Regions from separate parts of the Homo sapiens genome. Here region 1 is linked to region 2. A link is a loop called in an ENCODE intact Hi-C map of the cell type or tissue named here. Cell type or tissue: mammary epithelial cell. All regions are shown on one strand. Links, peaks and the distances in the headings refer to the core of each region. The heading gives the core; the rest is flanking DNA. Region 1 holds the start of KANTR (KANTR integral membrane protein). Region 2 has its middle 8.8 kb from the start of MIR6895.

Evidence for each region. Hi-C counts contacts between places; a loop is a spot of excess contacts. Peaks named below come from ENCODE experiments on the same cell type or tissue, not always from the same donor. Only the 100,000 strongest peaks of a DNase experiment are listed, where the experiment ranks them.
Region 1: a loop joins it to region 2, with 7 times the contacts of the local background. A loop is called at or near these places in 2 of 110 quality-filtered maps.

Annotation. Positions count from the first base shown.
Region 1 is chrX:53,091,918-53,094,731 of GRCh38, forward strand. KANTR (KANTR integral membrane protein) reads left to right here and starts at 2,225. Exons shown (of 3, transcript NM_001397448.1): 1 at 2,225-2,367. RefSeq lists enhancers at 1,317-2,141, 1,854-1,913, 2,224-2,343 and a silencer at 2,404-2,553. In mammary epithelial cell, for the core only: CTCF peaks have their summits at 1,369 and 2,587 (motif pointing left); DNase peaks (open chromatin) are centred at 1,424 and 2,094; H3K4me3 peaks cover 1,190 bases; H3K27ac peaks cover 1,095 bases.
Region 2 is chrX:53,185,306-53,188,119 of GRCh38, forward strand. It overlaps a transcript of KDM5C not described here. Among named protein-coding and RNA genes, the nearest start is that of MIR6895, 8.8 kb to the right of the region's middle. In mammary epithelial cell, for the core only: no CTCF peak of the experiment used is centred there; a DNase peak (open chromatin) is centred at 1,266; H3K27ac peaks cover 334 bases.

The DNA of each region.
Region 1 (2,814 bases), core at 227-2,726, 93 kb before region 2:
ACCTCATGATCAGCCCGCCTCGGCCTCCCAAAGTCCTGGGATTACAGGCGTGAGCCACCGCACCCAGCCAATAGAGCAAGTCTTTTTCCTCCTGGAGCCTAGAGTTCAAGACAAATATTCTTAATATTTTTTGTGCCATGGACCCCTTTGGTGATCTAGTGAAGCCTAATGGGACCTTTCTTTTTCTTTTCTTTTCTTTTTTTTTTTTTTTTTTAGATGGAGTCTCACTCTTGTTGCTCAGGCTGGAGTGCAATGGTGCGATCTCGGCTCACTGCAACCTCCACCTCCTGGGTTCAAGCAATTCTCCTGCCTCAGCCTCCCGAGTAGCTGGGATTACAGGCGCCCGCCACCACGCCCGGCTAATTTTTGTATTTTTAGTAGAGACAGGGTTTCACCATGTTGGCCAGGCTGGTCGGGAACTCCTGACCTCAGGTGATTCACCCGCCTCCGACCTCCCAAAGTTCTGGGATTACAGGCATGAGCCACCATGCCCCACCAGACCTTTTCTCAGAAAAAAAAAATTGTTTAAATTCATAAAATAAAATATCTAGAATTACAAAAGAAATTGATTACATTGAAATATAGTTATTAAAATATGGAAAAAGCAAATATGTGCTATAGTATAATCGTATATGTACTCCCCATTAATCCATTAAATCATAAGATTTAATGGAGGGTCTAATGACTATCATGATTTTAAAATAATGATTGAAATTATATGATTTTCAAGAGATCTGCAACATCTATAATGTGATATGAAAATCTCTGATTTCTATTAGTGACAATCAGTACTGCTACTACTGCTGCTACTATGCCTAGTTACATTCTTTATTGAAAAATGCTAAATTTCAGTTAGAGGAGAGGGAAAATAAAGATGTAATTTTGTTTTATTTTTTTGAGACGGAGTTTCAATCTTGTTGCCCAGGCTGGAGTGCAATGGTACGATCTCAGCTCACGGCAACCTTCGCCTCCCAGGTTCAAGCGATTCTCCTGCCTCAGCCTCCCTAGTAGCTGGGATTACAGGCATGTGCCACCACGCCCGGCTAATTTTGTATTTTTAGTAGAGATGGGGTTTCTCCATGTTGGTCAGGCTGGTCTCGAACTCCGACCTCAGGTGATCCGCCCGCCTCGGCCTCCCAAAGTGCTGGGATTACAGGCATGAGTCACTGCGCCCGGCCATAAAGGTGTAAATTTGTTCCCATCCAAATTCATGGACCTCTCCAAACCCTGTCCCCAGCCTCGATTAGAGGTCTGCAGAATACAAATTAAGAACCCTTGCAAATAGGAGGGTCCTTCCCATCTCTCCTTCCTTCTTAAACAGTTTTCCTTTGGAAGCCTGGGTTTTATTCTGGGTCTTACTGCGCCGACTGCCGGCGGTGTACGGTAAGAAGACGCAAAGACGGGGCGGTGGTGGGGAGTGGTAGCGGGAAGAGGCAGGGCCGGAGCGCGCGAGGGGTGGGGCCTGGCTGTGTGACTTCAAGCCAGTCAGTTTGCCTCTCTGGGCCATAAGTTCTGTCCGCCTGAATACTGGGAAAGAATTGGGAGGAGAGAACTTAATTATTTATGCCCCAGGCAACTGATCTATATTTGCCCTCTCATTTAATCCTCACACATTGTGAGGAAAATTTTAAAACATCTTTCCATTTCCAGATGGTTAAACTGAGGCTCCTAGCGAGGTTGTCACTTGACCAATGTCTCAGCAGGTATCAGGGACTGGTAGGTGACACGCCACATCCCCATAGCCACCTCATCCTCCATGCATGGAATAAGGAACTCTGCTCACTTTGAGCGAGAGAAACCTGGCTTAGGAATCTCTGCAGGTGGGTGTGGAACTGTGAGAAACTAGGGGCAGAATCGCGTCTCTTAGCAGAGCGGTGGCAGTGCAAGGTGGCTTATGGAGAGTAAAACGTCAAAGAAGCCAGGCATCTCGATTGTGCAGTGACTCGGCGCCTGGCGTGGCTTCCGGCTTCCCGCCTGCGTATTCCCAAGTAGCCGCCTGAAGACCTGTCGAATAGACAGGCAAAGGGCCATGACAAGCACTCCTTTCCTGGCCAATCCTATTAAAGGGTGGGCTTGGCTCTTTAACCAATCAAAGTCCCCCGAAGGGGCGGAGTTTTCCTCGGTTTGGCTCTAAGCCTCGGGGGTAAAAATAAAATGTTTCCATCCCCAGCCAATCCCTGGAAAGGCAGAAGGGCACTCCTCCAATGGGAGCCGGGGAGCCGTCGGTAGCGGCGTAGGCCCGTGCCCCTGCTCGCGCTGCAGCCCGTGGAAGGGTTCCGTCCAGCGTATCCTTCAGATCTTGCTGTAGGCCTCTGGTGTCTGTGCGCGCGCGGCAGGGGCGGCGGCGGCGACGGCCGGAGGTGTACGGTGAGAAGCCATAAAGACGGGGCGGTGGGGGGAGTGGCAGCGGGAAGAGGCCGGCCGAAGCGCGCGAGGGGTGGGGCCTGCGCGAGCTTTTACTGGGGCGGCCTCTCAACCCTAGGTCAGCGGGTTGCGGAGGATCGTGCGGGTCGCAAAGGGAAGCCGAGTGCTCCTGCGGCTCCCAGACTGCAACCAGGTGAGTACCCTGCGGAGCGGTCGGTGCCCGTTGCTGCCCTCCCGCGGCCCCACCTCCCACCCTCAGTGTCTTTCGAAACGGTTCCATGCAGGTCTGCCGCTCACGTGATCGTCTGCGTGCGTGTCTGTCTTTGCATCCCCTCTCCCATCTCTGTCTCTGTCCCACTTTTTGAGACGTAGTAGATATAAGATGCTGAATCCTGACCAGTTTAAACTAGCTATGAAACCTTGAGCTATCTCCTTCACCAGCCTGGGCCT
Region 2 (2,814 bases), core at 85-2,584:
TAAGGATGGAGATGACAATAAATACAATGATGACCATGTTTTGAAGATGGCAGACCTTCTAGACAGAAAGTGCCTAAGCCTCTGAATCATCACTTAGAAGAGGGAAACTCAATTATTAACACCTGTTTTGGAATACTACAGAAGCAAGAAGTAAACTTGTCTTAAATCTCAGAAAATTTTTTTCTGTCCCAGGAGCTAGCTTTACCTTAACTAGTACATGAATGAGTACCAGTATTATAAAGCATTGCAGTGATTTATTTCTGCAGGTGAGGGTCATGGTGAGAAATCATGAATGGGCTCCCTGATTTCAATGGAGGTGACAGGTTCATCTCCAAAGAGAAGTTGGGTCTCGTTCTTATAATGGATAGCAGAGCCATAGCAATAATCAGGTTTGACCTGTGGAGGTTTGTATAACAGTGGATAATTAAGGATAGTTTCCCTAGGACCAAAATAGGTAGCCTGATAAAGTCCTAGTTGTTATATAACCCCAATAATCTTCTACTCTGGAAAATGGAGGCCTGATTTTGTCCTCAAAAATGTGGCATCCCAGCCTCTTCCCCAGTTCATAGACCAGAGCCCCTTGAATGAAGGGGAGGGTCCATCTGAAGAAGGACCTTGCTACACTTTTCACAAGTGTGTATGGCAAAATCTCCCTCCTTGCTTTCCTCACAGAGACCTGCAGCCACAGTCATTGTACACTGGGGACAGGGAAATATCCAGGCCTTTGAAATAGACTGGATATTGGTTCTGAATTAATGTTAATCTCTGGTGATCCAGATTGCCACTGCAGCCCATCAGTCAGAGTGGGATGGGGTTATACATGAAGTTTTGATCTGAGTCTTTCTTACACTGGGCCCAGAAGAAATCCTGTGGTGATTTCTCCAGTTCTTGGATATACTATTCGAATCTACACAGTATAGATGGCATAAAGGGGAGGAGGACTACAGCTGAAGAGCAAGTTAAAGATTCAAGAAATGGGGGATAAAATTGGAGGTGGCAATATCGTGACAACAGGAGTCCCAGGAGCAGAGAAAAATAAAAATGGAAAAGTGGGTCTATTTTGTGAATGAATGGCTGAGCATAGGACTCCAAGTGACCCAGGCAAGCTGAGCTCCCCATGGTGAGTTGTGTGTTAACTGTCTCATCAAGCCACGAAGTTATCTATGTGCAGTAGCACTCCACCACCGAATAGAATAGAGTTATACAAGCAGGCCTAGATGATGAATAAGCTGCCTGAGCAAGTGAATCATACTCCCAACTGCTGTACTGCCATCCCTCTCTCACCCACACCTGAAGCCTCATGGGGAATTCCCTGTGACCAGGTGACTAAGGGATACAATATTCTATTCCAGCTTGGTTTATACATAGCCCTGCATGATATGCTGGCCCTGCTGAAGTAGCTAGCTGTAGTGTTACAGCCCTACTTAGGGTTGATCCTGAAGGACAGTGAGAAGGGAAATTCTCCCAGTAGAACAACTGCCTGGTCACATAGCTGGTCAGAGGTATAGATAGGTTTCCACTGTTTCATGAGTAGTTTTTAATGATTCGGCTAAATGGTGAAGGACTTGGAAATAACAGGACTGAAATATTATTGACAAGGTCTGAGGAAGAGCATATGGCTGTCCCTCTTGGAATGGGCAGAGATATTCACGTCCCACATAAATAAGCACCAGAGAGAGTCCACTGCAGAAGAGGAGCTCAATCAAGTAGACAGGTAGGTGTCCTGTTCTGTGATGTCAGTCAGCCTCTTATCTGTCACCCTTTTCTTTGCCCAATGGATTCCTGAACAAAATGGCCATGGTGGCAGGCATGGAGGTTATGCATGGACTCCACAATATGGACTTCCACCACGACCAATCTGGCTATAAGCCACTGCTGAGTGCCCAACCTGCCAACAGAACAGTAACCCAAGCCCCCCTGTGGAACTATTTCTTGGTGGCAGCTGATTACAGACAAGACAAAATGAAAAAAAGCCACTGGACCCCCAAAATTCTACTGGCAGGAAGCAAACTGGGGAAACAGTTCAGCTGCAAACATTTGCTGCCTTTCATGAAAAAGGAAGGCACACAGGGTAAAACCAAGAGATCAGAGGGCAGAGCCTTAGAATATTATTCCCAGGCCTTGACATCTAATCAAGAAACTTCCATTTTCCCAGCTGGATTTCAGAGTTGTTAGTTATAGACCAGTAACTCCTTTATGTCTCCCATTTCCCCTCTTTTTGAACCAGAATGTCTGTAGTAGTTGTCCTATGGCTATCCCACCATTGTACCTAGGGTGTGTTGGGGACAGATAACTTGCCTCTTAAGTCTCACAAATCAGCCAGGCACGGTGGCTCATGCCTGTAATCCCAGCACTTTGGGAGGCCAAGGTGGAAGGATTGAGCCCAGGAGTTTGAGAACAGTCTGGGCAATATAGTAAGATCTCGTCTCTATAACAAAATAAAAATAAAAAATAATTTTCTTTTTTTTTTTTGAGACGGAGTCTTGCTCTGTAGCCCAGGCTGGAGTGCGGTGGCGTGATCTCGGCTCACTGCAAACTCCGTCTCCCGGGTTCAAGCGATTCTCCTGCCTCAGCCTCCAGGCGCCCACCACCACTCCCGGCTAATTTTTTGTATTTTTAGTAGAGACGGGGTTTCACCGTGTTAGCCAGGATGGTCTCGATCTCCTGACCACATGATTCGCCCGCCTCGGCCTCCCAAAGTGCTGGGATTACAGACGTGAGCCACTGCACCCGGCCAAAAAATAATTTTTTACAAAAAAACAATTGTCTCACAAATCTAAAGATGGAGAAAAATAGTAGTTAAGAAGCCATACT